Linked DNA regions of Mus musculus: region 1 is linked to region 2. The links are chromatin contacts, found by POLR2A ChIA-PET in ENCODE. All regions are on one chromosome and are shown on one strand. Each heading gives the region's core, a stretch centred on a gene start or an enhancer-like site at or near the end of the contact. The rest is flanking DNA. Distances are from core to core; before and after follow the strand shown. Region 1 holds the start of Mtmr11 (myotubularin related protein 11). Region 2 holds the start of Vps45 (vacuolar protein sorting 45).

Region 1 (3,429 bases), core at 903-3,402, 100 kb before region 2:
GGGACCTCCACAAGTGGTAGGTGCTGTGGCCAAAGGAACAAATCTAAAACCACAGACTCATAGAATATTAAGTTGGGAATTAATTAGGACTATTATCCAACTCTCCCCATTTTGCAGAGGTAAAAACCCATAGTTAACTGCTGCTCATAACTAACAGAGCCAGACTATAGAGTTCAGGCTCCTCCCCCTCATGAGACTGTCACTCTTCTCCTTAAGTGGAGTGGCGTGGGAAAAGGTGAGAGACCCTGGCGCATGGAGGGTACCCTGAGGTTTCTAGGTGAGAAGGGTTTTTCTAGGTAAAGGGTTCTTACCTGGAAGGCCTGAGGTGCCAGCCCTCCAGCCTCAAAACCAACTCGAAGCAGCCGGAAGTCCCGGCCATGAAGCAGAAGCTCTTCAGGAATGAACTTAAGCTGAGACCCAGGACGGAGAAGCTGCACTCTTGACAAGCCGCTCACTGAAGTCGAGGGTTAGCGTAGAGTGACCGTGGGATCTTCTGGGAGCATTTCCTCCACTCCACCCTGCCCCAGCCCTCAGTCTTCTGAGAACAGAAGGTAGAGACTCAAATGCCCCTTTTACCAAACCCTCAAACTTACCAGCCTCTAATCGACCAATGTTGATCAAGGCAAAATCATTTTCACTACTCAGAGGAGTATCCTAAAGGAAGCACAAGACTGATGCTACAGACATGACAGCCATCCCTGTCTTGCCTTGCTGCCTCCGCCCCTCCCCCGTAGAAGGCAGCTTCCATAGAAATAATTCTACCATTTACTGATACATTCACAAGAAAAACAGAGCATTGCTATGTAGCCTAGGTTAGCCTGGAACTCTCATGGTCTTCCATCTCAACGCCCCACCCCCCAACTGCTGGGACACCGCACCAAGCTTTTCTATTACACTAATCACCTCACCTGCTTTCGCTGCCATCCACAAGGCTGGAAGGTTACCCTAAAGTTAGTGCAGATCAGAGTTCCAGGCAGGTCTAGTCCTGGCCCTTTCCTTCGTCCTGGTGCCCATGCTAGGATATGCTCCCCTAAAAGGGAGAAAGAGAAGCAAAGGTCTAACTATCCCCAATGCTGCCCCACACTTCTATGTGGCTACTCGTCTATCCTTAGATGTAAAATTGAAGGAAAAGAATAGACTTTTTTTTTTAACTTCTAAAACCCTGCATAGAACGTGGCACATATACACTCACTGGTCTTTGGATAGTTAATAAGAAAAGTGGTAGCCGGGGTGAGAAAGCAGAATGAACAATGTCCAGGCCTTCCACAAGCTCTGAGGAAGGAGGCAGGAGAATGAGTCTCAGAAACACTTCGAGGAAAGGAATAGGGAGTATCTTTGGTGAAAACAAAAAAGGATGGGGTAGGAAGACTTTTAAAGGAATCTAGAGAGGTCATTTTATTACCTGGGAGACAACCAGAGGCCAGGCAGCTGCCAAGCTGATGACTGCTGGGCTCCGGCATCCTGTTCCCTGGGTTAGACTTCGGTCCAGAGAGCTGAGCAGGGGAGAGAGTTAATCTGGGACCCCCTAAACTCAGAATCTGGGATTTCTCCAGTAGCTGCCTTTGGAGACCCGCATTGAGTTCATTTGTTCGGGTTCTTCCCCCCCCCCCCCCCCCCCTTCTCTGCTCTGCTCTCCTCTCCTCTCAGGGAAATTGAGATCACTGACTGCGGCTGGCAGACAAGACAAGGAGGGGCTGGTTAATGGATAATGAGACAACTCGAGACTGAAAAAGGCAGACGAGCTCCATAACAGTTGATAAAACAGATACACCCTCCTCCTCTGAATCCTTTCCTTCCCCTTTAATTTCCACAGCATCCCATTCACACTCTCTTGTTAGCTACCCTCCCATTCCTTTTCCTTACCCCCATCTCTGGCTCCTCCTTCTGGGGGGCAATGTTGAAACTCTGGCCCCGGCCCCCCCACCACATTTCCCTGGCTCCATCCGGGAGTAGAGCAGCTAAGGGTGGGAGTCCTCAAAGATGCTGGCTCTTTTTGGGGAGAGGCTAAATCCTAGAGGTGGGGAGAAAGAGGCTGGGGAGGACGCAGCGGTAGCGGCATTTCGGATACCAGGAGCACAGTTCCAGGGGTCTTATTTGAAAGGTGTGTCCTGCCCAGACAGGGGAGGCTCTTTGGAAACTTCGGTGACTCTAAGAGAACAGGCAAGATGCCCAGCCCCTTAAAGGAGAATACGCAATTTTTTTTTTCAAAGTAGAAAGGAAATGGAGGAGCTTAAGAAAGATGGGAGGAATGGGGGAACTGGGGATACCCAGATTCCCTTAACCCACATCCACATTTTAGTCTCTTTCTGTTCGTGAATATTAGTGGGTGTGACGAGGGGAGCAGTAGTTAAATGAAAACATTTTGGGCTAGCTCTCTATACTTTTTCAATGAGAGATGAAACACTAGGAAACTCAGTTATTTTGGTTTCGTTTATTCATGGGTTTTGTGATTTTGTTCATTTTCAGCCTCCTCTGACAACCTAACGGGTTGAGAAGGGGACATAAAGGGAACTGAACCTTGTGTCCTTTTCTGGAGAGCGTGACAGGCCCAGGGGCAGAATGGAGTGGACGGAAATTGGTGTGTCTGGGATGCAGACACAGCACAGGTATTTTGGTGTGCAAATCTCGGCAGTGGGGCGGGAGCTAGAAAACCCAGAAAAAGATCGTGGTATATCTAAACCAGCCTTTGCGCCCGGCGAGCGCACCTCCCCACTCCCGCAGCCACCTATTCCTATGGAAAGCCCAGCCCCAGGTACATGACTCCGCCCCTCCAACCCAGTCACCAGATCTCCTAATGAATGATTCATGTTCTGGACTTTGAAAGCTAAGGACTGGAAAACTCTTTTCAGCTCCAGGATCACATTTCCCCCTCCTTCCCTGCTGAATTTAAAAAGCAAAGATGGGGCTGTAGGGCACTGAACAGAGATGCTAAGGAGGGCAGCTTGAGGGCAGCATGTTTCAACACGGAGAAGACAGGAAATGAAATACAAAATAGGTGTTAATGAGCTGCTGTTTTATTGTTTTTGAGTCTGTACAGAGGCAGCAATCCTTAGGTGGGGGCCGTGACATTCAACACTCCCTTCCCCACAGCACACATCCTTCCAGCCTCAGCTTCCAAAGTTCTCTTTGTTGGCTGCAACTGTGGAAATAGTGAACTAGCATGAGCAGAGACTGGAACAAACAGGTATGTACTTGCTAGCAAGCTGGTCTAGACGCCTGATTGTAGAAGTCCTAAAGACTGCTGGTCACCACCACCCCACCACACACCTCAATGCTTCTGGAATAAAGTATGTAGTAAGGAACAGCTTAGGAACAGGTGTGCCAAAATCCCATGACCTACTTTTCTTCTCCCCACCACTTTCCTCCGAAAGCCTCATTCTGTTCTTTAATATCTTGAGGTATGGGAACAGCAGAATATAGAGGGAATGG
Region 2 (3,589 bases), core at 487-2,986:
GGTTTTATGTTTCACTAGCTTTTAAAGATAATTCCACATTTCTATTAAAAAAAAAGGCTCTTTGATTCTTGCGTTGGTAACCTGTGAATTCTTGTCTCACACTGTCTCCAACACTTGGTATTGTCAGACATTTTAAGCTTGTCAAAGTAGGTATTTTCTTTTTCAAAAAGTCATATCTGTCTGAATACAAATAACTAAAAGGACTCTCTCCACTCATTTCTTACAATTGTAATCTGACAAGGCACCATTTCAAGGACAATCATTGTTCTACTCCTCGTCTCTTGTTCAGTTTGTTTTATTTTTTGAGACAGGGTTTCTCTCTGTAACAGAGCCCTTGCTGTCCTGGAACTCACTCTGTAGACCCCGCTGGCCTCAAACTCAGAGATCTGCCTGTCTCTGCCTCCTGAGTGCTGGGATTAAAGGTGTGTGACACCACTGCTGGCTTGTTCTTTTTAAGATACAGAAAGTTGAAAAAATATGACATACTATATTACAGTCCAGGTAAGGAAATAGAATCCAAGCAACATGGGTGATGGTGATTTTTCAGATACCAGTAACTTGCTAGATTTGTGGGTAAATTTTATTTTCTTTGATGAGTCAGTTTTCTATAATATATGAACTTTTTTGCTGATAAAACAGGATTGTATATAACATTAGATCTCATTTGTGTGTAGTTAATATCCCACTGACTCGTTTAATATAAAGCTTTAAGGCTTCTGTCAAAACATATGCACACCAGTAACTCCAGCACTGCAGACACTGAGGGGTCACGCGTTCAAAGTCAGCCCGTGTTACATTGCAAAGCCTTATTCAAACAAAAAGGAAGAAGAAAGAAAGTCTCAAAACCTGTACTGTGCCCAATGGGAAGTTTTATTTACTGGTTTATTTATTGACTGGAAAACTGAAAAGAACACATTTTCACAATTTTAGAAGTGACAAATACCTGTATTTCAAGTGACTTCTAGTCTTCCTCAAGGGATTTGGAAACTTCGCATAATTTGCATAACCCGATTAAGTTCTTCTATTCTATTTAACCGCATATTTCTTACAGTATGTTGAAAAAACTAGTATTTAGTGGTGCTGTGTTGATTTTAAATTAATTTTTTAAATTAGCATTCTCAATGAGTCTCATAATGGCATTTATACACATGACAATAATATCTCATTCTAATGTGTTTCCTTTTTTTCCTGCCTCCAGCCCCTCTACCCCTAACCCCGCGGTTCCTAAAGCTCCCTGGTCCCCTTCCTCTACTAAATAGTCTGTCTGTTTTGTGCTCCTTGTATTCATTCCCTTGTATTCCAATACTATGTCTATCCGGGTCTCCCTCTCTTAAAATCTCCTTCTCACCTCTGGTGATCCTTTGCAGTTTCACATCTCACACACGTCATTATTTTGGTGTAAATATTTGAAGCACTAATAGCCAATGATTTGTTGCAGTTATTTGTCTTCCTGGTTGTACAGTTCTCTATTGTAAGAAGGTGAGGAACAAAACACCTTGATCCGAAGTGTGATAATAGTGTGTCATCTGTTGAATTTTTTGGAAACTGAAGCTTTAAGATCCAGTTGATTGCTAATTGTTCTTGCTTCTTAGATTAAAAATGTGTTTACCTTTAAATTCTCAAGTTGGTTTTGTTCCGGCCCCAATGAATTAACTGTCCCCGCCCATTGCAGGGGCCCTGGAAACCCGGCGTCCCTGAAAGCCAACCAAATTCAGTACTTTGGGCGCCGCGAGCTCGCAGTCCCAGCGGTCCTGAGTAGGGGGCGGGTGGAAGCTCCGCGCCTTCCTGGGGTCTCTAAGGTCTACAACATCTCTAAATAGCGTTCCCATTGTTTCTTCATTCAACAAACGTGATGAATTTCAGCTCCCCTTCTCTCTTTAGGAAACCCAGTTGAGTCTCATTCTATGACCTACCAAATACAAAATGCCGTCTCTTGATGCTACTTTGTTTGGATACTTTAGAAAACCGGGGCTGCCTCTGTAACCTAGCCTGGGCTATCAGAGAACTTGCTATGCAGTACAGACCTGGGACCCCGCTGCCCCAGCCTGCCCAGTGCTACGATGACGTGCGAGGGCTTCAGAAAAGATGCTCAGCAAACAGTGTCCGAGAGAGCTGTATCCCGCGGTGCGCCAAGCGCTTCCCTACTCAGGACCAGAAGCCAGCACAGCGCGGGTTCGGGGAAACAGGCTGCCTTCCACTCCCTACCGAGAAGCGTCGGGAATGGCACCGTCGCTTAGCTGCTGAGTCTGAGTCCCGGACTCCACGGAGGAACTACAATTCCCAGTATCGGAGCTACCCGGACTCCCGGAAGCCGAGGCTTTGGCGACCGGAAGCAGCTGAGACCCAACAGGCCTGAGGTTAATTCAGCCAGGAAAGTGGGTGGGAAGGGCTGTGGGGCACCTGTCAATTCGCCACCATGAATGTGGTCTTTGCTGTGAAGCAGTATATTTCCAAAATGATAGAGGACAGCGGGCCGGGCATGAAGGTACTTCTCATGGATAAAGAAACGGTGAGTTTGCTTTTGCTCAGTATTTATAAAGGAAGCTCTCCCTTCCTTTAGAATTGCTGGCCCCGTTCCGCTGTAGAACTTAGCATTTCACTGATGACGATGATCAAGTCTGTCTGGCACTGGGAAAGTTGTAGAATGCTTTCCCAGTGGGTGTGCAGTCTAACCAGCTCTAACTGGTGCCAAGAGACTTCTTACACCTGAAAGAGTGTCTGCAAAGAAATTGTTACTGGCGACACAGGGAAGACTTTACTCAACGTTGTTTTTAAAAGTAAATTGTTGGGGTTCAGCTGAAATAACAGGCTATTTGTTGACCACAACTTTAAAAAAGGAATTGTAAAGGAATGGTGAAGATCCTCTTTAGAAGTTTCTGAGTTGTTCATGTTCAGAGAGAGTGGTAGGTTTTCATTCTAACACATTACAGCCTGTTTTGGATATTAGGTAAATATTATTCTGTATATTAGAATTTAAATTACCTACTCAAATATTAGTGGCAAAAGGCTTAACTATTGATGCATGTTTTTACTAGTCCGGACTAGTATAATCTTAGTTCGTTCTTTTGCTTTACAGACTGGTATAGTGAGTATGGTCTACACACAGTCAGAGATTCTTCAGAAGGAAGTATACCTCTTCGAACGAATTGATTCTCAAAATCGAGAGATCATGAAACACCTAAAAGCAATTTGTTTCCTTCGACCCACAAAGGTACTACACACACTGAGCTGCCGTCTCTGTGGGCAAATGCAGAGTACTGATCCGAAAGCGTTAAGAAGGCAAAATAAATTTGTGTTACCATCATTTGTGGCATCATAATTATCCTGTTTTGTCAGAGTTGTGACCTTTCTTCTCTCCTTTCCATGCCTCAGTTCACCCCCTCACAGCCAGGTTTTCCTTCTAGAGATCTTTTAGAATAATAGCTATTCCCAAAGCCACTAACTCTGGGAACCTAAGTCACTTTAGTGCTGGCTTGACCTGGTACCTCGTGCTGAACACCACCGTCACATCTCTTTCCTACAGCTCTTACTGTCGTGAGCCTTTCTCATTTTAGTTCCACCTGTCCTCAGGAACAAATCTGTCTTTATC

The links. ChIA-PET counts read pairs that join two places held with the same protein, here RNA polymerase II (POLR2A).
Region 1: POLR2A ChIA-PET joins it to region 2 with 111 read pairs in Patski. The contact joins the promoter of Mtmr11 here to the promoter of Vps45 in region 2. POLR2A ChIA-PET finds 5 or more read pairs at or near these places in 4 of 5 experiments (Patski and embryonic stem cell).

What each region holds. Positions count from the first base shown.
Region 1 is chr3:96,160,693-96,164,121 of GRCm38, reverse strand. Mtmr11 (myotubularin related protein 11) reads right to left here and starts at 2,152. Exons shown (of 17, transcript NM_181409.3): 1 at 1,864-2,152; 2 at 1,403-1,493; 3 at 909-1,030; 4 at 594-654; 5 at 312-454. The coding sequence starts at 1,929. Otud7b (OTU domain containing 7B) reads right to left here. Exons shown (of 12, transcript NM_001025614.1): 12 at 2,993-3,429.
Region 2 is chr3:96,056,602-96,060,190 of GRCm38, reverse strand. It overlaps Vps45 (vacuolar protein sorting 45), which reads left to right and starts at 1,736. Exons shown (of 15, transcript NM_013841.3): 1 at 1,736-2,509; 2 at 3,077-3,211. The coding sequence starts at 2,417.